Linked DNA regions of Homo sapiens: all the other regions are linked to region 2. A link is a loop called in an ENCODE intact Hi-C map of the cell type or tissue named here. Cell type or tissue: OCI-LY7. All regions are shown on one strand.

The links. A loop is a pair of places that touch in the nucleus more often than their neighbours do. Peaks named below come from ENCODE experiments on the same cell type or tissue, not always from the same donor. Only the 100,000 strongest peaks of a DNase experiment are listed, where the experiment ranks them.
Region 1: it touches region 2 in a loop (6-fold over the local background); 15 of 110 quality-filtered maps call a loop at or near these places.
Region 3: it touches region 2 in a loop (2.5-fold over the local background); 3 of 110 quality-filtered maps call a loop at or near these places.
Region 4: a loop joins it to region 2, with 4 times the contacts of the local background. A loop is called at or near these places in 2 of 110 quality-filtered maps.
Region 5: it touches region 2 in a loop (3-fold over the local background); 22 of 110 quality-filtered maps call a loop at or near these places.
Region 6: it touches region 2 in a loop (5-fold over the local background); 12 of 110 quality-filtered maps call a loop at or near these places.

What each region holds. Positions count from the first base shown.
Region 1 is chr14:65,349,848-65,353,847 of GRCh38, reverse strand. No RefSeq gene overlaps it. Among named protein-coding and RNA genes, the nearest start is that of MIR4708, 17 kb to the right of the region's middle. In OCI-LY7, a CTCF peak has its summit at 609; DNase peaks (open chromatin) are centred at 557, 1,847 and 2,167; H3K4me3 peaks cover 1,674 bases; H3K27ac peaks cover 4,000 bases.
Region 2 is chr14:65,284,245-65,288,244 of GRCh38, reverse strand. No RefSeq gene overlaps it. Among named protein-coding and RNA genes, the nearest start is that of MIR4708, 49 kb to the left of the region's middle. RefSeq lists an enhancer at 612-851. In OCI-LY7, CTCF peaks have their summits at 418, 636 (motif pointing right), 1,371 and 1,579 (motif pointing left); DNase peaks (open chromatin) are centred at 304, 884, 1,604 and 3,834; H3K4me3 peaks cover 1,774 bases; H3K27ac peaks cover 2,789 bases.
Region 3 is chr14:65,602,743-65,606,742 of GRCh38, reverse strand. All of the region lies in intron 3 of FUT8 (fucosyltransferase 8), which reads right to left. Among named protein-coding and RNA genes, the nearest start is that of MIR625, 130 kb to the right of the region's middle. In OCI-LY7, a CTCF peak has its summit at 1,605; no DNase peak of the experiment used is centred here.
Region 4 is chr14:65,957,905-65,961,904 of GRCh38, reverse strand. No RefSeq gene overlaps it. Among named protein-coding and RNA genes, the nearest start is that of LINC02290, 150 kb to the left of the region's middle. RefSeq lists enhancers at 3,449-3,998, 3,999-4,000. In OCI-LY7, CTCF peaks have their summits at 525, 730 (motif pointing left), 2,225 and 2,426 (motif pointing right); DNase peaks (open chromatin) are centred at 724 and 2,434.
Region 5 is chr14:65,220,794-65,224,793 of GRCh38, reverse strand. It overlaps LINC02324 (long intergenic non-protein coding RNA 2324), which reads left to right and starts at 2,447. Exons shown (of 4, transcript NR_103769.1): 1 at 2,447-2,575. RefSeq lists an enhancer at 1,975-2,114. In OCI-LY7, CTCF peaks have their summits at 2,055 and 2,257 (motif pointing left); a DNase peak (open chromatin) is centred at 2,233.
Region 6 is chr14:65,161,978-65,165,977 of GRCh38, reverse strand. No RefSeq gene overlaps it. Among named protein-coding and RNA genes, the nearest start is that of LINC02324, 58 kb to the left of the region's middle. In OCI-LY7, a CTCF peak has its summit at 1,662 (motif pointing left); a DNase peak (open chromatin) is centred at 1,667; H3K27ac peaks cover 460 bases.

The DNA.
Region 1 (4,000 bases), 66 kb before region 2:
CTCTGTCGCCCAGGCTGGAGTGCAGTGGCACGATCTCAGCTCACTGCATCCTCTGCCTCCCAGGTTCAAGAGATTCTCCTGCTTCAGCCTTCCAAAATAGCTGAGATTACAGGCACCCGCCACCACTCCTGGCTAATTTTTTTGTATTTTTAGTAGAGACGGGGTTTCACCATGTTGGTCAGGCTGTTCTCGAACTCCTGACCTCAAATGATCTGCCCACCTCGGACTCCAAAAGTACTGGAATTACAGGCATGAGCCACTGCACCCAGCCACTTAATGGTAGGTTTCTTATAAACCTACTGCATGGTTATATAAACGAGATGATAGAAAAGGAAATCTCTGTACTGTTGTCTTCAGTGCTTGTTAAGATACACAGTAGCCACTCCAGTGCGTTAGCCATCTCTGACAGGTGCTAGATTTTCCCCATTTGCTACTCATAATCTGCTCTCCACCCTTCTTTGCCCTGCTCTCTGCCCATGAGGCTGAGTCACAAGGATGACATCAGTAGGCTGCTTTTGCCCTCCAGCCTCTAGGGGTTGGCCAAGGAGGTTGGCATATTTATTTCTCTGGTTCCTTCCTGCCAGGTGGCCCTCTCTATCAGCTTTCTAGGTTCCTTTAATGGGTTCCATTGCCTTGTCCTTACAGACATGGTGGCGGTAGTGGCTCTTGCACTCACCAGCCCAAGGGTAGTGCACATCCCTTTTGCTTTGTCTAAGCCCAGTCCATGCTTTGTAAATAGTGACTTTATTACACTCTTCCTAAATGACTCAATTTAAGGGCATCCTTTTTTTTTTTTTCCAGGCTAGGACACTAACAGATGAAACCTTTAGAACATTTTGCCCTTATTACTATTTCTAAGTTAATATGGGGAAATTTTACTTGACTTTGCCCTCTCCTAACTTTTTGCACATAAAATTTTATTTTCTCTTTTTATTTTTCTTTGAGACAGGGTATACTCAGACTGGAGTGTAGCAGTGAATTCCTGGGCTTAAGCAATCCTCCTGCCTCAGCTTCCCAAGTAGCTGGGACATAACATCTAACATTCCCAAGTAGCTACTAGTGCATAACATCTAAAAAAAAATTTTTTTTTAATTTTAAAAATTAAAATTTTTTTTTGTAGAGATGGGGTCTTGGTATGTTGTCCAGGCTGGTCTCAAACTCCTGGCCTCAAGCCTTCATTCTGCCTTGGCCTCCCAAAGTGCTGGGATCATGGGTGTGAGCCACCGGGCTTGGGCTTATTTTCTCCTGGTATTGCTAGTTTTTTTTTTTTTTTTTTAGACGGAGTCTTGCTCTGTCCCCAAGGCTGGAGTGCAGTGGCGTGATCTCGGCTCACTGCAACCTCTGTCTCCCAGGTTCAAGCAGTTCTCTGCCTCAACCTCCCAAATAGCTGGGGTTACAGGCACCTGCCACCACACCTGGCTAATTTTTGTATTTTTAGTAGAGACAGAGTTTCACCATCTTGGTCAGGCCGGTCTTGAACTCCTGACCTCGTGATCCACCTGCCTTGGCTTCCCAAAGTGCTGGGATTACAGGCATGAGCCACCACGCCTGGCTAAAGTAGTTTTTTAAAATTTAAAATGTATACAATAATTTTTTGTTTTCTAAAAAGCAAGATCCTTACTGTAATTGCTTTCAGGAGATAATTTTAGATAATGTATTAGTTCGTTCCTTGTTGATTATAATAGAATATGTGGAACTGGGTCATTTATAAAGAAGAGTAATTTATGTCTTACAGTTATGACGGCTGGGAAGTCCAGGATTGAGGGGCTGCAACTGTGAGGGGACTCTTGCTGGTGAGGACTTTCTGTAGAGTCCCAAGGCCACACTGGGAATCACATGGTGAGGGGCTGAGTGAGCTCACATGCTTGCTTAGGTCTCTCTTCCTCTTCTTAAAAAGCCACTAGTTCCACTCTCATGATTACCTGCTAGTCTATTAGCCCATTAATCCATTAACCTATAAATGGATTAATCATAAGGGTTGAAACCTTTTGATCCAATCACCTCTTAAAGATTCAATACGGTCACATTTTGAGATTAAGTTTCTAACACATGAAATTTGGGGGACACATTCAAACCATAGTAGATAAATAAGGAAAAAAAAGTCTTGCAAATTTTGCATTTTAAACCAGCACTAACAGGTGTTTCCGACGCATGCTACGGCTTAAGAAGCACTGCAAAAGTCAGCTCTTCAAGCTTCTCACAGGCAGCTGTCCTAAGACATCAGCATCCCCTTCCCTCCATTAGAGCCTACACCAATGAGTTTGAGATAAAGCAATTTTATATAAAAACAGCCTAGTATCTCTATATTGGAAAGTCTGTCCTTAACACCAGGTTTTGAAGTCCAGGAAAGCTGTGTACGTTATTTAACTTAAAAAGTTAAATATGGGCCAGGCACAGTGGCTCACACCTGTAATCCCAGCACTTTTGGAGGCCGAGGCGGGTGGATCACCTGAAGTCGGAAGTTCAAGACCAGCCTGACCAACATGGCAAAACCCTGCCTCTACTAAAAATACAAAAATTAGCCAGGCGTGGTGGCGCATGCCTGTAATCCCAGCTACTCAGGAGACTGAGGCAGGAGACTTACTTGAACCCGAGAAGTGGAGGTTGCAGTGAGCAAAGATCGCGCCACTGCACCTAGCCTGGGTGACAGAGTGAGACTCTGTCTCAAGAGAAAAAAAGTTACATATGTATATCTATCTATATATTTAAATCACATATATATATGTGTGTGTGTGTGTATGTGTATGTGTGTGTATGTGTATATATATATATATATATATAACTTTAGGCCGTGCATCGTGGCTCATCTCTGTAATCCCAGCACTTTGGGAGGCCGAGGCGGGTGGATCACGAGGTCAGGAGATGGATTCCATCCTGGCTAACATGGTGAAACCCCGTCTCTACTAAAAAATACAAAAAATTAGCTGGGCGTAGTGGGGGCGCCTATAATCCCAGCTACTTGGGAGGCTGAGGCAGGAGAATGGCGTGAACCCGGGAGGCGGAGCTTATAGTGAGCCAAAACCGCGCCACTGCACTCCAGCCTGGGCGATAGAGCGAGACTCCGTCTCAAAAAAAAAAAAAAAAAAGAAAAACTTTAAAAGTTTTATACTCAAGGCTTTTCCTAGAATATACATTCCTCCATATTCCCTATTTTAAAAATTACCTCTTTGTCTCTCAAGCTCAACAACTTTTCTGTGAATCTCTTGATCCTTGCACATCTGGCATGAAAATATCCCAAGTTATCTGCATTGGCAGATGGAGCTGTGCTGAACAGAAGCTTTATCCTGGATTCGGTCCTCTCTCCCAGCACAAGCACCTGACTCAACTTCCGAAGTGTGGAGAACGTTATGGAACTTCATCTTGCCCTAGTTTACCTCCTCCGACTTCCAGTCCTACCCACTTATACTTCTTCCTGGTCCAAATGGATTATCCCCCTAATTTTTCCCCTTAAAGATATCAATAGAAGATTGATTATCCACACTGTATGCTCATTATTGTCCTGCGTTGCTCCTTAGAAGCTGTTGCTAAGTAATGCTAAGTACTAAGCCAGGTTCCTGTGGTCTGCTCCCGCACCCTAGAAGGGTCTTACGTGAATTGGGCTGGGATGAGTTCCAGCACATGGGAACTATAGGAAAATCTGAAACAGAGGCAAAAAGTGACCTTAGGAATGAAGTCTCCTTTACATTGATGATGTGTGACCTGTTCTCCTCATTCTCCTCAGCAACTTCAGACTGGCTACTTCTTTTTTTTTTTTGAGACAGACTCTTGCTCTTTGTCCAGGCTGTAGTGCAGTGGCACAATCTCAGCTCACTGCAACCTTCTCCTCCCAGGTTCAAGCGATTCTCCTGCCTCAGCCTGCTGAGCAGCTGGGATTACAGGTGTGCACCACCATGCCCGGCTAATTTTTTTAATTTTAATAGAGACAGGGTTTTGCCATGTTGGCCAGGCTGGTCTTCCCCAGCGAGTTTTCACCAGCTCTAGCCCAGCCTGACCCTTTTTC
Region 2 (4,000 bases):
GCTCTGGGATTTGAACCCAGGGCTCTCCGACTCCTAAGTCCCGTTAGGAACCTGCACATTATTCCATTTCTATGAAGGGGAGGGAAAGAGCTCCTCACTTAAGTATACCAACAGTTCTCAAATCACTTGAAACTCACCAGCAGCCATGACCGTCCCCCCAGGGGAAGTAGGTAGCCAGATTTCACCTCATTCTACTTCTTTACCAGACAGAAAAATGGAGCAGAACCCAAACTGGTGGCTTGATAAGGGAACACTCAGAAAAGTAAAGGAAGTGGTGGTGCTGAAGCACCCTGCTGCCTCTTACCTCAAAGATCCTTCCACCAAACAAATACCACCCACCTTCGAAAACAGTCGTTGTGGTTGGAACAATGTCTGCATAAAAATAACCGGGCTTATCTTACTCAATCTTGCTTCCCTTCCTTGTCGGGAAAATGTCTGCCCTTCTGGTCTAGTCGGTGCAAGAGAGGCTTCCTGCCCGGTGTCCAGCACTGAGGGGGTGTCGCAGCTATGGTCAGCCTCCCTCTGCGGCCCCTGAAGCAAGCAGAGAGCGCCTCAGACCTCGTGTTGGGACCTGAGCGCGCAGCCCGGCTCCCAGGCCCCCAGAGGGCGGGTTCCTGGCTCCGCTCAGAGGCCTTTCAAGCCCCATTAGCCTCCAGCTCAGAGGCCCCTGGGCCCACCTACACTCTGGCCCCTGATGGGCTCGGATGACAACTCAAAACCCACATCCTGAGGGAATTCTGATGAAACCTTTGAAGGCTCCATGTCTTGGGGAAGACCAGGTGGGCGTGAAAGTCGGTCTCAGCGGAGACGCCCAGGGGCGCGTGGGCCCTAGAAAGGCCCGGCTGTCCCGAGCACGGCCTGGAGTGAAGCAGCTGGTGGAGAACACGGGCGCAGGTGTGAGCCTGGTGAAAGCGTGGGCTGCTCAGTGCTCTGTAGAGAGCAGCTGCAAACAGTGAGGAGGAGGCTCATGGTCTGGGCCCTCGCAGGGATGGGCAAGGCATGGCCCTAATGAATCTGGCTCCAAGCACACCCCCTCTAGCTTAAGCTTGGGGACTGGGAAAGGAGGAGGCCCAGGGGGCAGAGCTGAGAGGACATCTCAGGAGTTAGGGTTACCAAGCAACTGAAGAAGACGTAGGAGCAGCTCCTAGCTGAGTATGCCCGGGGTGCAGCACCGAGAATGCCTGGCGGGGAGGGTTGGGAGGGAGGGCTTGCCTTGCCCAGTCATACTTGGAACTTAGATCCTTGGATTTTAATGCTCTTGTGGAAGACATGAGACAAGATCTTGGACCGAGGAGGTGAACATCTGTTGCATTTTATCCAGTATATTCCTGTCTTATAGTGAGAGACTATTTAAGAATATTAAGTTCCCCATATTGATGTAAAGAGAAGTCCGAATGGACTCTTTAAAAAATTTTAAATGTATGTTAAACTTTCCATCATGGAACATTTTACCCACCGCCCTCCCTCCCCATCACCTGGATTATTTTGAAGCAAAATCCAGTCATCGAATCATTTCGCCCATACATAGTCCAGTCAGTATCTCTAAATTTTAGAGCTGTTATTCTCAGCCCAGGACAGTTTTGCCCCCTAGGGGACATTTGGCAATATGTGGAGACCTTTTTTTGTTTTTACAACGTTGGGGGGAGGGGGTGTGCACCCAGCATCTAGCTACTGGAAGACAGGGTAGAAACAGGGCTGCTACGAAACATTCTGCAATGCACAGGCCAGCGCCTCACGACAAAGAACTACATGGCTCAAAATAACAATTGTGACAAGGTCGAAAACCATGTTTTAGAGTCTAAAAGAGAAGAACACTCTAAATACATCACTACAATATTGTTAGCATTCATAAAAACAATAATTCCTTAATATAGAATATCTGATTAATATTAAAATTTCCCCGATTATCTTGTACATTTAAAAAATTTGGGGTTTAAATCAAGATCCAAATAAGACTCATACATTGCAATTGGTTGATATATTTCTTTTTGTTTTTTTCCTGCATCCAATCATCCATTATAGTTGATATATTTCTTAGGTCTTCTTGAATCTACAGGTTCCCATCCCTCTTTTTTCCTTTTATTTATTATAAAACAGATTTATTTTTAATTACAAAAGAGTACACGACTACATTCCTGACATCAAACTTGAAACATACAGGTAAAGCAAACATTTCCTACCTATGACAGTCCAATCCCAGTCCTCTCCCCAAAGAACTCATTTATCAAAATTGTGTGTGTATTGGTTAAGATTATATTCAACTGGCCGGGCACACTGGCTCACGCCTGTAATCCCAGCACTTTGGGAGGCCGAGGTAGGTGGATTACCTGAGGTCAGGAGTTCGAGACCAGCCTGACCAATATGGTGAAACTGCGTCTCCACTAAAAATACAAAATAGCCGGGCGTGGTGGCGCATGCCTGTAATCCCAGCTACTGGGGAGGCTGAGACAGGAGAATTGCTTGAACCTAGGAGGTGGAGGTTGCAGTGAGCCGAGATTGCACACTGCACTTCAGCCTGGGTGACAGAGCGAGACTCCATCTCAAAAAAAAAAAATTATATTCAACTACATGTTTCAAAAAACATAATAATAACAAAAGCTTTAATTTTATTTATTTTTCAGAAAGATAAGCCAAGGAATAGGCAGTCCAGGGCTAATATGGCACCTCCATGAAGTTTTTAGGGTCCCAAGTTTCTTCTAGCTCCCTGCCCTACCATCTGTGAATGTGGCCCCCATCCTCATGTAGCACAATGGCTAATGGAGAACCATCCCTCTTATCTATATTAGGACTAGGTAGCAAGATGGAAAAGTGGAAGGGTGTATCTCTCTGTATTAGTTTGCTAGGGCTGCTGTGACAAAGGACCACAAATTGAGCAGCTCATACCACAAAAATTTACTTATTGTCTCACAATTCTCACAATTCTGCAGGCTAGAAGTCCAACATCAATGTATCAGGCAGGATTGGTTCCTTCTGAGAACTGTAAGGAAAATTCCGTCCCATGCCTCTCCCCTAGCTGCTCGTGATTGGCTGGAAATCTTTGAGTTTCCTTACCTTGTGGAAGCATCACCCCAATCTCTGCCTCGGTCGTCACATGGCATTCTCCCTGTGTGTGTGTTTCTGTGTCCAATTTTCCCCTTTATATAAGGACATATTTATATTGGATTAGGGCCCACCCTCATGACCTCATTTTAACTAATTACATTTGCGAGTGCCCTATTCCAAATAAGGTCACATGCTGAGGTACGAGGGATTAGGACTTTTATATATAAATTTTGGGGAGAGACAATTTAACCCACAACACTCTCCCATAAAGAGACTTTGTAGAAGTCTCTTACGCTTCTTTGTTTATACTTCTTTCGTCAAAACTTAGTCTTATGGCCACAGTTCGCTGCAAGAGATGCTGGGGAAGGGAAGCTTTCACTGAGCACATGACCATCCCCGCAAAAGGCGGTTTTTTGTTACCAAAAAGGAAGGAAAAATGGACAGGGCAACTACCAGCAATCTGCCATGGAATGTATCCTACCAGACATTTTTCTGTATGTTGCACATAATCAAATGACCACAAACTGGGTGGCCTAAAATACCAGAAATTGATTCTCTCACAGTTTTGGAGCCAGAACTCCAAAATCAAGGTGTTGTTGGGGCCACACTCCTTCCAATGCCTCTAGTGGACGATCCTCCCTGGCCTCTCCAGCTTCTGGTGGCTTCTTTGTTCCTTGGCCTGTGGCTGCATCACTTCAGCCTCTGCCTCCATGTTCACATGGACTTCCCCTCTGGGCCTTCTCCTCTTCTGTCTGTCTGTTTTTGAGACTGGGTCTCGCTCTGTCGCCCAGGCTGGAGTGCAGTGGTGTGAACACTGTTCACCTCAGCTTCGACCTCTGAAGCTCAAGCGATTCTCCCATCTCAGCTTTCTGAGTATCTGGGGCCACAGGTGCGTGCCACTGTGCCTGGCTAATTCTTTGTAGAGATGGGGTCTCACCGTGTTGCCTGGGCTGGTCTC
Region 3 (4,000 bases), 320 kb before region 2:
GAAAAAAAATAGGATTTCCCCCCATCAGAAAACAAAACAAAGTTTTACTAATGGAAACAGTGTAGTATTGGCACAAAGCCAGATAAGACTAATGGAACAGAATAAAGCACCTAGAAAGAGATCTTAGCATATGACACAGGTATCATTCTAAATTAATATGGAAAGGAAAAATAATTCAATAAGAGATGGTTTCACAGAAAATTCAAACAATCTTACAAACAAAACTTAAAAATTTTAGAAGAAATTTTGCATTCTTCATGATCTTGGGAGAGAAAAGAATTTCTTAAATAAGATTTTTTTTTAAAAGCCCAAACCATAAAAAGAAAGACTAATAAATCTGACTGCCTTAAAACTTAAAAATTTTTGGGCAGGGCACAGTGGCTTATGCCTGTAATCCCAGCACTTCGGGAGGCTGAGGCAGGTGGATCATGAGGTCAAGAGATCGAGACCATCTTGGCTAACACAGTGAAACCCCGTCTCTACTAAAAATACAAAAAAAAAAATTAGCCAGGGTTGGTGGCAGGCGCCTGTAGTCCCAACTACTCGGGAGGCTGAGGCAGGAGAATCACTTGAACCTGGGAGGCGGAGGTTGCAGTAAGCTGAGATCGCACCACTGCACTCCAGCCTGGGCGACAGAGCGAGACTCCATCTCAAAAAAAAAAAAAAAAACTAACAATTTTTGTGCAATAAAATTAATAGACAAGTCACAGGTGGAGAGAAGAGAATGGAAAATATATAATTAATGTAGGATTATTATATAGATTTTATAAAGAACTCCTTCAAATCTGTAAGAAAAAGGCAAGGCAATGTAATAGAAAAATGTACAAAGTATATGAACTAGCAGTTCATAGAAGAGGACTTCATTCATCAGTAATCCTGAGAAATGATCAGCATTTTTGGTAACCAGGATATTTAAATTGAAACAGAGATACTCTCTCCTCTATTAAAATGGCGACAATTAAAAAGTGTGATACTGAGTGAGATAAGGATGCAGAGAAACTGGAAATCTCACATATTAATTTGTTTTTAAGGGCTGCCATAACAGAATACCATAAAATGGGTGGCTTAAACAACAGAAATTTATTTTATCACAGTTCTGGAGGCTAGAAGTCCATGATTAAGGCATCAGCAGGTTTGGTTTCTTCTGAGGACTCACTCATTGGGTTGCAGAAGTCTGCCTCTTCTCAACTGTATCCTCAACATGTCTTTCCTCTGTCTGCAAGCCTCCCCTCTTTTGTTTGCCCAAATTACCCCTTCTTATAAGGACACCATCACATTGGATTAGGGTCCACCTTAATGACCTGGTTTTAACTTAATCATCTCTTTAAAGGGACTATCTCCAAATACAATCACATCTGAGGGACTGGGGTTTAGGGCTTCAACATATGAATCTGGATGGGTGGGGGAAGCAATTAAGCCCGTAACATACATTAAAGGTAGCCCATATACATTAAAGGTAGGAACGTAATATTAGAATAATTTGTTTAGAAAATATTGCTGAATTGCTCCAAAGTTGAAAATGCACATATAATAAGACTGAGAATGTATCCTTCTAAGATTACCCTAAAGAAATTTTAGCACATGTCCACAAGGAGACACTAGATGTCCATTAATAGAGAATAAATAGTAAATTGTGGTTATTCATATATGGTAATTTAATCTACAGTTAAAATGAACAAAGTATACCTACAAGTATCAATCATGAATAATCTTACATGAATTTCACAATGTTGAGTGAAAAAAGTTGCAAAACATACATATATGTAGGATGATACATTCTTACAAATTTTAAAAAGATATAAAAACATGCTTTCATGCACACTTATTTACATAATATAAGAATAAAAATGTGGACAGGAGGTATGCACAACACTCAGAATAAAAATTCCTCTGGAAAGTGAGGAAGGAAAGTGGGATTAAGAAGTTATATATACTTCATTTATCTTTTGTATTGTTTTTGTTTCAATTTCATTTAGTTCTGCTCTAATCTTGGTCATTTCCTTTCTTCTGTTGGGTTTGGGTCTGGTTTGTTCTTGTTCTTGTTTCTCTAGTTCCTTGAGGTGTGACCTTAGATTGTCTACTTGTGCTCTTTCAGACTTTTTGATGTAGGCATTTAAGGCTAAGAACTTTCCTCTTTGCACTGCCTTTGCTGTATCCCAGAGGTTTTGATAGGCTGTATCACTATTATTGTTCAGTTTGAGGAATTTTTTAGTTTCCGTTTGATTTCATTGTTGACCCAATGATCATTCAGGAGCAGGTTATTTAATTTCCATATATTTGCATGGTTTTAAAGGTTCCTTTGGAGTTGATTTCCAGTTTTATCCCACTGTGGTCTAAGAGAGTACTTGATATAATTTCAGTTTTCTTAAATTTATTGAGACTTGTTTTGTGGCCTATCAAATGGTCTACCTTGGAGAAAGTTCCATGCGCTGATGAATAGAATGTATACTCTGTGGTTGCTGGGTAGAATGTTCTATAAATATCTGTTAAGTTCATTTGTTCCAGGGTAGAGTTTAAATCCATTGTTTCTTTGTTGACTTTCTGTCTTGATGACCTGTCTAGTGCTGTCAGTGGAGTTATTATTATTACTTATTTTGTTGCTGTCTATCTCATTACTTAGGTTTGGTAGTAATTGTTTTATAAATTTGGGAGCGCTAGTGTTAGGTGTGTATATGTTTAGGATTGTTACAAGGCCTTGTATATGTTTAGGATTGTAAAAGGCCTTGTTGGACAAGGCCTTTTGTCTTTTTTAGTTGCTGTTGTTTTTTGTTTTGTCTGATGTAAGAATAGCTACTCCTGCTCGCTTTGGGTGTCCATTTGCATGAAATGTCTTTTTCCACCCCTGTACCTTAAGTTTATGTCAATCCTTATGTTTTAGGTGAAGGCAGCAGATGCTTGGTTTGTGAATTCGAATCCATTCTGCAATTCTGTACCTTTTAAGTGGAGCACTTAGACCACTTACATTCAATATTAACATTAAGATGTGAGGTACTATTCCATTCATCGTCCTATCTGTTGCCTGTATACCTTGGATTTTTTTTTAGTGTATTTTTGTTCTTTTGAAAAGATAAATAAAATTGATAGAGCATTAGCAAGATTAACCAAGAAAAGAAGAGAGAAGATCCAAAGAAGCTCAATTAGAAAATGAGCTTATGGTCATTGTGAAAATTGCCATACCGCCAAATCTACAAATTCAATGCAATCCCCATCAAAATACCGCCATCATTCTTTACAGAATTAGAAAAAAACAATTCTAAAATTCACATGGAACCAAAAAAGAGCCCACAAAGCCAAAGCCAAGACTGAGCAAAAAGAACAAATCTGGAGGCATCACACTACCTGATTTCAAACCATACTATACGGCCGTAAGTCACCGAAACAGTGTGGTAGTGGTATAAAAATAGCCACAAAGACCAACTGAACAGAATAGAGAACCCAGAAAAAAACCCAAATACTTACAGCCAACTGATCTTCGACAAAGCAAACAAAAACATAAAGTGGGGAAAGGACATCCTATGCAACAAATGATGCCAGGATAACTGGCAAGCCACATGTAGCAGAATAAAACCTCATCTCTCACCTTACACAAAAATCAACTCAAGATGGATCAAGGACTTAAATCTAAGACCTGAAACTATAAAAAAATCTAGAAAATAACATCGGAAAAAATCCTTCTAGACATTGGCTTAGGCGAAGACTTCAAAAGCAAACGTAACAAAAACAAACAGGTGGGACTTAATTAAACTAAAGAGCTTTTGCACAGCAAAAGGAACAGTCAGCAGAATAAACACAACCCACAGAGTGGGAAAAAAATCTCTGCAAACTATGAATCTGACAAAGGACTAATATACAGAATCCACAGCAAGGAAAAAACAATCGCATCAAAAAGTGGGCTAAGGACATGAATAAGACAATTCTCAAAAGAAGATACACAAATGTCCAAAAGACATATGAAGAAATGGTCAACATCACTAATAATCAGGGATATGCAAATCAAAAC
Region 4 (4,000 bases), 670 kb before region 2:
GTCTGTCTTGAGCCTCAGACTGCCCTGCTGCTGGTCTTGGCATTGCCCTCACTGGAGTGGACATCTCATTATATACGTGCCTTCCATTCTCTCTGCTGCCATGCTTCGGGACCTCGCCCACTCCTCCCTGCTCACTGGTCCTTGGCCTTGGCTTTCTGGCTAGGCATTGGCAGCCTACCTTGCCTCCAGCAGGACTCAGCCCAGATTATACAAAGGGTGTCTATTTTTCCAGGAATTCTCCAGTGCTTGGTTTCCCCATGTTGCTTGCTACCCATCTTGCAAAAGTGGAATAGACCATTTAATTAAGATGCTGTTTCAGGAGCAGAAGGCAACACCTAGGCCCTAGGTTTTCTACAATGCCCATTTCTCAATAGCGAATAGCTTCACACAAACATTAACTTACTTTTAAAAATATTTATTAAGAAATTAGCACATGCCAGGCTCTAATGCAGGCATTTAGAACACAGCAGAGGACAAGACAGGCAAGAGTGCAGTGGCCTTTGCCAGCGGAGCTTGTGTCCTGGAGAGGCAGAGAGAGATGATAAGAGTATAAAAACTGACCAATAACACTTCGGAAAGTAATAAGCACTATGAAGACAACGAAAAGAAGGTGCAGCCTTCCTACAGAGGGTGCTTTCCCCTTATGGACCTTCCCACCCAGAGTGTAGTCTGACAACTCCTCCAAGAGCTCTGCACTGCCTCCTGCTGGCCGAGGTCAGCAGAACATGCTGTACTGTCCCGGGGTTGCTTCCATCTCTCCATGAGTCACTGTTTCGTTTTTTGCCTCTATCCCTCCCTCTCTTGCCATTTGTGAAACACACAGTCTTAGTACTTTTCAAGGAGATGGGGGCTTTAGGAACTGAACTTCTCTTGGTAAAGTCCCTTCTTGAGACGTTCTCTGTCAAAACAGAAAATGTTTTCTGCAAGACTATGCAGCTTGGCAGTTATGAGCATGGGCTTTGGCATCAGCCAACCTGAGCTCTTTTCCTTCACCCCCATCTGTCTTGCTAACTGGTATTGGTCCTTCAAAGCATGGTGCAAGTGTCTCCCCCTGAGAAAGCATTTCCTGGTCCCCTGCAATATGGGTACCCAGCAGTGTCAGCTTATAAATGCCACATGGGCATGGTCAAGTCTTATTAATTTGATACCGAGTCACAGCATCTGAGGCATCGATGGGATACAATAAACATTACTGAGTGCATGCATGAATAAATGAATAAGTCTGGAGCTCAGGAGGCCAGCCTGGATCTGATAAACTTGGTCCCCTAGCTAACCGCATAACCCAGGTGTCTACAATGAAAGGCACAGTAAACTTGTTTTCCCTCAAATCACATTATGCACAAAGAAAAAGTTGGGAAGGCATCTCTTGGGTGGTTCAGACTGGCTCTCCCCAAAGCAAGACACACAACTGTTTTTGTCAAAGCCACACAACGACCTCCTCAGTGGACTTCTTTGAAGCATCTATTGATCTTTAAAAAAAGTATAATTTAACAAAAGTGCTTCTTCCAGCTTGTCTTGTTCCCGGAATTCCCTCTATGTATTTCCAGCTGTAATGTGAAATTCAACTGTGTGTCAGCCCTGATGATGGTGAACTCCCTAGCTCAGACACTGGCTTGTTTGGGGAAAGCTGTTTTCACAGCTTTCCCTGGACAAGGTGCTAATCTCTGACAGATTGGAATGAAAAGTTATCCCAGCAGCTCAGACCACCCCCTGGCTGTGCTGGAGTGAAGGCATCAGTGAACGTTAACTCCTAGGAGCCATCTTTGGCATCTCCTATGGTCTCTGCCTGCTGAGCAGAGAGGGGGCTTCAAAGTTGTTTAAGGAATGATGGAAATGTTATAGAGCCACTCTGTTGCTATGTTGCGGATAGTAAGCGATGAGCACAAATCCCTGATATTGAAGGATGGATCACGATACCCTTCTAGAAACTTCCTTCCCCTCTATTATCTTGGCCTGGCAACACTAAGGGAAGGTCATCACCAGGGTTCCAGTTTGCTGAAGTGTAACTTCTCTGCTAATTTTCTACTGAACCCTCATTGTGGTTGATAGCAGATGGCTCTAATATGACAGAGCACTTGACTTGCCGGACAGCTGGGGCAAGTCAATGATTATAAGAGTCTCCATTGCCAATGGAGCCCACAGGAAATAGTGTGTGAACATGCTTTGGAAACTGTAAAGCACTGTACAAATATGAGAAGTTATTATTATGGACCACCCATAAACTACTAATTTTGAACAGAACTGTGCTGAATATCATTTAATATCCTTTTAATGTCTCAGAAAACATTTTAAAACCTCCCAATGCTTTGGTGGTATAATTCTGAACTTCCCTTGTTACAGCAGACAGAGTTCGCAAGCTCCTAAACTTAGACGACTTCGGTGCTGTTTTAAGGGGAGCAGGACAGTTTAAAGATGATAATGGTATATATCTCACCACAAGATGGCACTATTGATGACATTTCTTTGCCTTGATTAAAACGGACCTGACATTTGAGGGGTCCAGGTCAAGAGGGAAAAAGAAGGCCTAAATACCACATGTTTAATTATTTAAAAGTTAAGTCAATCTAACACACAAAGTAAATAAAATATGTTTCCTATCTGGAAAAATATATCTTCCTAATGAATTGGAAAGCGAGGTACAAATTGCAAAAGCTGAGGCTCAGGTTGCAGGCAGAACAGGATGGCTGAGGGAGGGTCAGCATCCAGCACCCTCGTCAGCCCATCGTGCACTGTGAGGGCCTTGCACGCATGCCTCTGAACCCCATCCACATCCCTGTGCCCCTCAGCCTTGGGCCATCCTCAGAGGCCAGACCAGGGGAAAGGCCCCTGCATGATCTGGAAGTATGCTCAGGATTGCTTGCGCGGGGACTTGTGAGGGGAAGTCATCTAGAACAAGATCAGCTGACTTTTCTATAAAGGGTCAGATGGTAACTATTTTAGGCTTTGTGAGCAATGCAGTCTCTGTCACCCCTATTCAACTTTGCCACCGTATCACGAAAGCAGCCATAGACAATACATAAAATGAACGGGTGTGGGTGTGTTCCAATAAAACTTCAGGTACAAACATAGGTGGATTCAGACCACAGGCCATGGTTTGTAGGCAAGTAGTCTAAAAGCTGGGGCTAAGGCTGCCAAATAAAATACAGGGCACAGAGTTAAACTTGAATTCCAGATAAACTGAATACTTGTATAAGTAGGTCCCCAATATTGCATGGGGCATACTTATACTAAGAAAAAAATGGTTTATCTGAAATTCAAATTTAACTGTGCATCATGTATTTTTATTTGCTAAATCTGCCCATGCTAGCTGGGGTGGGAGCAGAGGGTGGGACTGTCCCATTGACCCTGGGCACTCCTTACCCATGGGGAGGGCCACACGCTGAGGGAGGCCAGAGCGGGGCCTCTAAAGCACAGGCCGTAGGTCAGGGCTACGCTGCCCCAGGCCTGAGGACAGTTGTGGTTTTAAAATGACAATTACGTGCTCTCAAATAATAAATAGAATATTATGTTTCCAATTTATATAGTTGATTTTCTGGAGTCTGGGCATTTATATAGTCAACAAATATTTGTCAAGTTCCTGTATGTGCTAGGTACTGAAGGATACACAATGGTGCCAGACAAAAAGGGAAAAAAGGCATAATCCCTGTCTTCATGGGGCTTATGCAGGGGAGGCAGACATCACACCAATGTGCAAATTCACACAGAAATAATCATTACAAAGCAGAGGGGCCATGAAGAAAAGAAGAGTAACAGTGGAGACAAATTAATCGGGGAGCAAGGAGGAACCCTGAGAAGTGAGGTTTGAGCTGAGACGCAAAGGAGCACTAGGAGTTGCTGGGTGAAGCAGAGAGGAGAGGAACCTCCTGAGGGAAGACCCTGAGCTGGGGCAGGAGAGGGGCCAGCGGTGAGTAGGAGGGGGCTCGGCCAGGCCTGTGAGCAGCTCCCATTCATTTCAAATGCAGCAGGAAACTCCCACAGGGTTTTTTAAAGGGAGGGAATA
Region 5 (4,000 bases), 63 kb after region 2:
AACCAGCCTCATCATGCTCTTGTTCTCCCAGGAGATGTCGGGTCCTCAGGGCCCCTCTCCAGCTCAGAAATGCCAGCCCAGCCAAGCGGTGCCCCCTCCGTGGAGTCTGAGTCCCAAGTTTTCAAGTTTTAATAATTCCCACCCCTTCCTATTCTCAGTCCCAGGGGCAGGGGCTGCTTCCTGCAGTTTAGTATTTATTTTATAAATAAATAAAAATTATTTATTTATTTATTTTTTTCTTTTTTCCAAGACAGAGTCTTGCTCTGTCACCCAGGCTGGAGTGCAGTGGCGCGATCTTGGCTCACTGCAACCTCCACCTCCTGGGTTCAAGCAATTCTGCCTCAGCCTCCTGAGTAGCTGTGATTACAGGAGCCCCCCACTGCGCTAGGCTAATTTTTGTACTTTTAGTAGAGATGGGGTTTCACCATGTTGGCCAGGTTGGTTTCAAACTCCTGACCTCATGATCTGCCTGCCTCGGTCTCCCAAAATTCTGGGATTATAGGCGTGAGCCACCATACCTGGTCTTTTTTTTTTTGAGACAGAGTCTCGCTCTGTTGCCCAGGCTGGAGTGCAGTGGCGTATTCTTGGCTTACTGCAACCTCCACCTCCCAGGTTCAAGCGATTCTCCTGCCTCAGCCTCCCGGGTAGCTGGGACTACACGCGTGTGCCACCATGCCTAGCTACCTTTTGTATTTTTAGTAGTGATGAGGTTTCACCATGTTGACCAGGCTGGTCTTGAACTCCTGACCTCAGGTGATCTGCCTGCATTGGCCTCCCAAAGTGCTGGGATTACAGGTGTGAACCACTGCGCCCGGCCAACCTGCAGTTGCTTTTACTGTGACACCTTAGTGTCCTCTTTTAGTTATCTAGTTAACAACCTTTTTTTTTTTTTTTTTTTTTTGAGACAGGATCTCACTCTGTTACTCACACTGAGTGCTGTGGAACAATCATGGCTCACTGCAGCATCAACTTCCGGGGCTCAAGCAATTCTCCTGCCTCAGCTTCCGGAGTAGCTGGGACTACAGACACACACCACCACACCCTACTAATTTTTTATTATTTGTAGAGATGAAATCTCACTATGTTTTCCAGGCTGGTCTCAAACTCCAGGACTCTAGTGATCCTCTCTCATCGGTCACCCAAAGTGCTGGAATTAGAGGTGTGAACCACTGTGCTCGGCCCCAGTAATTCTTACATTACCTTCTCTGTTCAAATAACAGATGGTGTTTTCTGTCCCCTGAGTGAGACACATCTCAATGAAAAAAAAAATGGAGAATTACAGTATCCCAGAGGACTTGCTGGGGTAAAGAATTAGTGAGGCCTCTAGCGAGGAAAGACTGGAGTAGTTGCTTAACGTTTTTTTTAAATTATTTATTTATTTATTTACTTATGTATTCATTTATTTCGGGATAGGGTCTCACTTTGTTGCCCAGGCTGTAGTGCAGTGTTGTCAACCCTGCTCACTGCAGACTCAAGCAGTCCTTTCACCTCAGCCTCCCAAGTAGCTGAGACTACAGGCATGTGCCACCAAGCTCAGCTAATTTTTGTATTTTTTGCAGGGACAAGTTTTTGCCGTGTTGCCCAGGCTGGTCTCAATCTCCTGAGCTTAAGTGACCCTCCTACCTCAGCCACCCAAAGTGCTAGGATTACAGGCGTGAGCCACTGTGCCTGTCCCGGTTTTTGAATCACAGAGCCCTTGGAGAAAGAGATGGAACAAAGGACTTTCTCTCTAGGAAATGTAAATGTCTATCGGCACATTGCCTACCTGCAACCCTTGCACTCAGTTACTCAATTTTAAGCGTTGGTGGACCCCAAAGCCCAGGTACTGATTCTTGTGGTAGAATGTTGGCTAGGTTGAGTCTCCATGTTGGAGGAAATCTAGTGGGCTCTCAGAGGCTGTTGCCTAAACCTAGGAAAAGTCGAACAAAAGATCTGTCAGTCCGGGGTTGCCAAGGAGCTGTCCTAGATTTTCAGACTCCCTGAATTTGAGTTAAATATCCTGACTGTAGACCTGCCAACCACCCTGGACTTGTAATTGCTCTTGCATCTGAGGCCTTAACAATGTGTCATATTCAACAACAACTATTTTACTCATGGGGGCCCCGCCAACAAGAATGAGCCTTCTGAAGCAGAGCCCTGTTTTCTAGGCCATCCTCCCCCAGAGGCCCCTGGCTGGCCCCAGGAGGCCCCAACCTTCTCTCCCAGTCCTTCAGTGCCACGTAGAGTGTAGTCCTCCTGGACAGAAAGGCGCGTCGCCATCTCCTGGCCGGCACTATTACTGCACGTCCATTTTCTAGAAAATTCCTGGCATCTGGGTTCTATGTAAACGTAAGAACTTTTCCTTTACTGTGAGTTAGCAATCCGGATGTGTTTTGTGGAAGATTATGCCCTAAGCCCTTAGAAGGGAGGACACTGAGTTTGGGAAAAGTCACTACCTCTGGGCTTCATTTTTTGCCCTAAGGCAATGAGGTTATCCTGATGCTGAGGAATCTATGGCAAATTTTCCTTTCTCCCTCAAACTATCCTGTCAACCTTTTCATATTAGAAGGCAGAGAATGGAAAATACACATACACAGTAAGTACCTGCTACATATCTTTATAGAGCTGTCCTATGTATATTTGTTTTTTGGTTCCATGTTGATCTTTTCTTATTAATTATTTTTTGTAGATACAGGGTCACTATGTTGTCCAGGCTGGTCTCAAACTCCTGAGCTCAAGCAATCTTCCCGTCTCGGCCTCCCAAAGTGCTGGGATTACAGGCGTGAGCCACTGTGCCCAGCCTCCATCTTGATCTTTTAAGTTATTTAGACATTGCTCAAGATATAAGACTGATTTTTCTCTCTATTGATTGAAAAAGGCTTTACTGTTTTATTCATTTATTCCACAAAAGGATTTATTCAATCAACTCAAAAATTGTTATGCACCAGGCACTTTTGAAGTACTAGGGATACAGCAATAAGCAAAACAGACACAAGCCATTCCCTCATGGAGCTTCTTCCCTAGTGGAGGAGATAGGCAATAAATAAAATGTGCAGCGTGTTGGCTGAAAGAGGATGTGGGCCAAGAGAAGATTTTTTGTCTATCTGTTTTGTTTTTTAAGATAGGAGAAATTACAGCACATTTGTCTGCAGAGGGGAATGATCCAGGAAAGTGGGAGAAATGATGATGCACAAGAGAGGAGGGACCGGTGGAGAGATGCCTCGAGGAGGTGAGGGGAGGTGGCATCTAGTGCACAAGTGGAGTGGGTGATGCAAATATTTATCAAGCCCCTGGCAGGTGTCAGAACCAGGGCTATGTGCCGGAGATCCAGCAGTGAAGAAAATGGACAGTAGCCCTGCCTTCTTGTAGATTTCACCCTAATTAGGAAGATGGACAATAAAAAGCAAACTAGGCTGGGTGCAGTGACTCATGCCTATAATCTCGGCACTTTGGGAGGCCAAAGTGGGCAGATCGCTTGAGGCCAGGAGTTCAAGACCAGCCTGGCCAACATGGCGAAACCCCATCCCTACTAAAAATACAAAAATTAGCTGGGCATGGTGGTGTGTGCCTGTAATTCCAGCTACTTGGGAGGCTGAGGCCTGAGAATCACTTCAACCTGGGAGGCGGAGGTTGCAGTGAGCTGAGAATGCGCCACTGCCCTCCAGCCTGGGTGACAGAGCAAGACTCCATCTCAAACAAACAAACAAAAAAACAAACTAATAAATGAGGCATAGTACTCATGGCTTGGGGTATGTGCTATGACAGAAACACAATAGACATGGAAATCCTCTTCGAGAAGTGTCATTTAGACTGAGTTTTAAAGTATAACAAGGAGATGTCCATGTGCAGAGCCCGAGGAAAGAGGATTTCAAGCAGAAAGAATAACAAGTACAAGACCCTGGGCAGGAAGAGCTTGGCCCATTTGCGCACCTGATTGGAGGTGGGGCTGCTGGAGGGTAGTTAGCAAGGAGGGTGAAGCATGAGATGGGGTTACAGAGGTTGACCAGTAATAGATTTTAAC
Region 6 (4,000 bases), 120 kb after region 2:
GAAAATCTGACAATATCAGCCCTACATGTGAACTTCCTGCCTCAAACAGAACCAGAATCTCTACTACTCCTCTCCTATTAAACTCCTATTAAACATGCTGGCTTTAACATGCTCAGGACCATAAACCTACTTGATTTTGAGCACTCAGATTCAGATCATGAGCCCTGGGTAGCACTTGGCTGAAGTTAACTGTCAGCTCTTTAAGAAAAATGAGTTAGTAACAATTTTTTTTTTTTTTTTGAGATGGAGTCTTGCTCTGCCACCTAGGCTGGAATGCAATGGTGCGATCTCAGCTCACTGCAACCTCCACCTCCCGGCTTCAAGTGATTCTCCTGCCTCAGCCTCCCAAGTAGCTGAGATTACAGGCACCTGCCATCATGCCCAGCTAATTTTTGTATTTTTGTAGAGATGGGGTTTCACCATGTTGGCCAGGCTGGCCTTGAACTCCTGACCTCAGGTGATCCACCCACCTCGGCCTCCCAAAGTGCTGGGATTACAGGCATGAGCCGCCGCCACTGCACCTGGCCACTAAATAAATTAATAGCATAAACAGGATTTCAAGAAGGAATTTCTTTTTTTTTTTTTTTGAGACAGAGTCTCGCTCTGTCGCCCAGGCTGGAGTACAGTGGTGCAATCTCAGCTCACTGCAAGCTCCGCCTCCTGGGTTCACGCCTGAGGCTCCTGCCTCAGCCTCCCGAGTAGCTGGGACTACAGGCATCTGCCACCACGCCCAGCTAATTTTTCTGTATTTTTAGTAGAGACCCGGTTTCACCATGTTAGCCAGGCTGGTCTCGATCTCCTGACCTCATGATCCGCCCGCCTCGGCCTCCCAAAGTGCTGGGATTACAGGCATGAGCCACCGCACCTGGCTGGAATTTCTTAAAAACTAGTCTTCAAGCACTTAAGTAAGAATGACAGCCATGATTAGCACGGCTGGAAGGTTTGTCAGCACTGACAGCTGGGGACAGGTGTCCCTCGTCAGAGGCAGAGACCCTGGGTTGGAGGAGGTGGGACTTCTGTCCTGGCTTTGTCCTTACTAGTTACACAACCTTGAGCATTGCCTTCACCCTCAGGTCAGGTGCCTGGTGTTGTAAGAGCTAACAGTGCCTAAGTGTTTTACTACCTGAAAAGCAGTCTATTAAGTGTTTTGTATGCATCCTCTCTTTTCATTCCACACCATGTCCTGACGCCATGTACCAGTATTATCCCTAAAGCACAGGAAGGTTTTGTGACCTGTCCAAAGTCAGAGAGTCAGTTGGAGCTCAGATGCTTTGGGCTCCCTGCAACCTTCACACTGAGGCTTCCCCGTCCCTGGGTACAACAGATGTACTACAGCCAGGCCAGTCCTGTCCAGTGGCGACTCCTCTGTGACTGCAGACTCCACACATGCACCTAGAAGACTGTGATGCTTACACCTGCATAGGGTGGTCCGAGGCACTGAAGAAGACTGTGTAGGCCAAGTGCTTTTTGTAATATGTAAAGTGCTACAGGATGATGTTTACTATTATCATTTGAATGCTGCAATTTTCTTTTTCAAAACTGATGCTTTATCTAAAAGTCATCAATTCAGTTTGGCCCCTTCCTACTTCATTCACCTTAATTAATTCATATTTTTCTCTCTTAAAGAGAGAGTAAAGAGCTGGAACTGGCACATCAGTAGTCCTGTATCGCCCTCTGCTGACAACAGTCAGGAAAACTATAAAATTTTAACAGGTGATATTGATTCTCTAAGCCTCCTTGAACAATTTCTGGAGCACCTACTTTGTCCTGGGCATTGTACTAGCTGCTATACGGTCTAGAGAGACTAGGAATGGAGTATACAGGAGATATTATCCTAGATAAGCCTGTCCTGTGTGATTTAGATATAGGAGAAGGAAAGTAGAGAAACCTACAGACAAGGGTGACCTGTATTTCATCTCATAATATATTCCAAAGTAAAAATATTTATTCAGTACTTCCTAGATGATTACCATCAGGACATCACGGAGAGAAGGCCAAAGCCAGACAGAGTTGTCATTATCCCCCTCAAAAGGCCACAAGGAACCCCCAAACAGTGAGGTAAATGGTACTCTTTGCCCAGGCATATGCAGGTAAGTGACTAGCAACCAGCTTTCTGGCCTGGAGAAGCCCTGATTGGTAGTGTTTCCCAATTGTCATGGTGTAAATACTCCCATTATGACCAATTTCAAGCTATCAACATAATGATTCACAACATTTTTGAAAATTTAACAATCGGCCTCTCACAAGCTGTAGGAGCTGGCTCTAACACACCATTTCCTTTTTTTTTTTTTTTTTTTTTTTTAGATGGAGTTTTGCTCTTGCTGCTCAGGCTGGAGTGCAGTGGCGCGGTCTTGGCTTGCTGAAACCTCCACCTCCCGGGTTCAAGCAATTCTCCTGCCTCAGCCTCCCAAGTAGCTGAGATTACAGGTGCCCACCACCACACCCAGCTAATTTTTGTATTTTTAATAGAGATGGGGTTTCACTATATTGCCAGGCTGGTCTCGAACTCCTGACCTCAGGTGATCCACCCGCCTTGGCCTCCCAAAGTGGTGGGATTACAGGCATGAGCCACCACACCTGGCCTCACACCACTTCTTTTAACTCTAGAAAAAATATACCTTCTCATCTTCCTTCCCAATCAACTGGATTCTGGAATTCTCCAAGTTGGTGCACATCTACGGGCAGGGACAGATCAGCTTCACCCCAGAAAGATCAACCCCAAACAGGAAATGGGGAATGCTGGCTGGGTCTTCCCCTACACATCGTCAGGTGGCTCTGGTCAAAGGTCTACTTCACCTTTCCTTCTCTCCCTTCTTCCAGTCCTTCTCCTATCGAACCAACTGAAGAAAGAGGGACTGTCTAGGACATCATGACACATCCCTGAAAGAGAATCTCGTTCTGACACCACCTCCTCGTCTTCATGTCCCAGTTCCCTTCCTTAATGGATTTGGTTCACAAGCCTGCCTCATCTAGAAGCCCCCCCTCACATGCAAGAAGGAGACACCTCCGGGCTCCTGGAGGAACTCCAAGATCTTCTGATATGAAGACGCTGGCCATCTTGGACCATGTGTCTCTCACTTTGTGTAACTCACAAGGAAGAAGGCCCTGCTTTAGCCCCAGAAAAGGAGGAGGAATGTGTAGGGCCATGCAGGGCCTAAGGGAGCAGTTCCCAATTGTCTCCAACTAGAGACAGGACTCAGGCTGAGCAAAACCCAGCTGCTAGGGGCCCAGGAGGTCCAATCTCCTGAGGGTGTGCTTCCTACTCAGCCCAGAAATCATTCCAAGGCCCTCCAGATAAAACTAGAGGCACAGCTGGGCATGGTGGCTCATGCCTGCGATCCCAGCACTTTCGGAGGCTGAGGTGAGAGGATCTCTTGAGGCCAGGAGTTCAACACCAACCTGGCCAACATGGTGAAACCCTATCTCCACTAAAAACACAAAAATAAGCTGGGCATAGTGGCGCACGCCTGTAGTCCCAGCTACTCAGGAGGCTGAGGCACAAAATTTGCTTGAACCTGGGAGACAGAGGTTACAGTGAAGTGAGATCGCACCACTGCACTTCAGCCTGGGCAACAGAGCAAGACTCTGTCTCAAAAAAACAAGACAAAAAAACTAGAGGCCCGATGACCCCACTATCTAAACAGCAGCTGCCAAACCTCTGCCCCCATGAGGTCAGCAGTTCCACTTGCTTATTCTCCCACAAACTAACCTCTGACTTCCTTCTGCAGCTCCCACTTATCCTAAGATTTCAGTGACTTTAACACAAGATGAAATCTACAGTGATGGGCAGGCTTGGGGGTGCATCCTTGTGATCCCAGTACTGTGGGAGGCTGAGGTGGGTGGATTGCTTGAGCCCAGGAGTTCAAGAACAGCCTGGGCAACATAGTGAGCCCCTGTCTCTCAAAAAAAAAAAAAAATTTTTTTTTTAATTAGCTGGACATGGTGGCATGCACCTGTAGTCCAGCTACTTGGGAGGCTGAGGTGGGAGGATCGCCTGAGC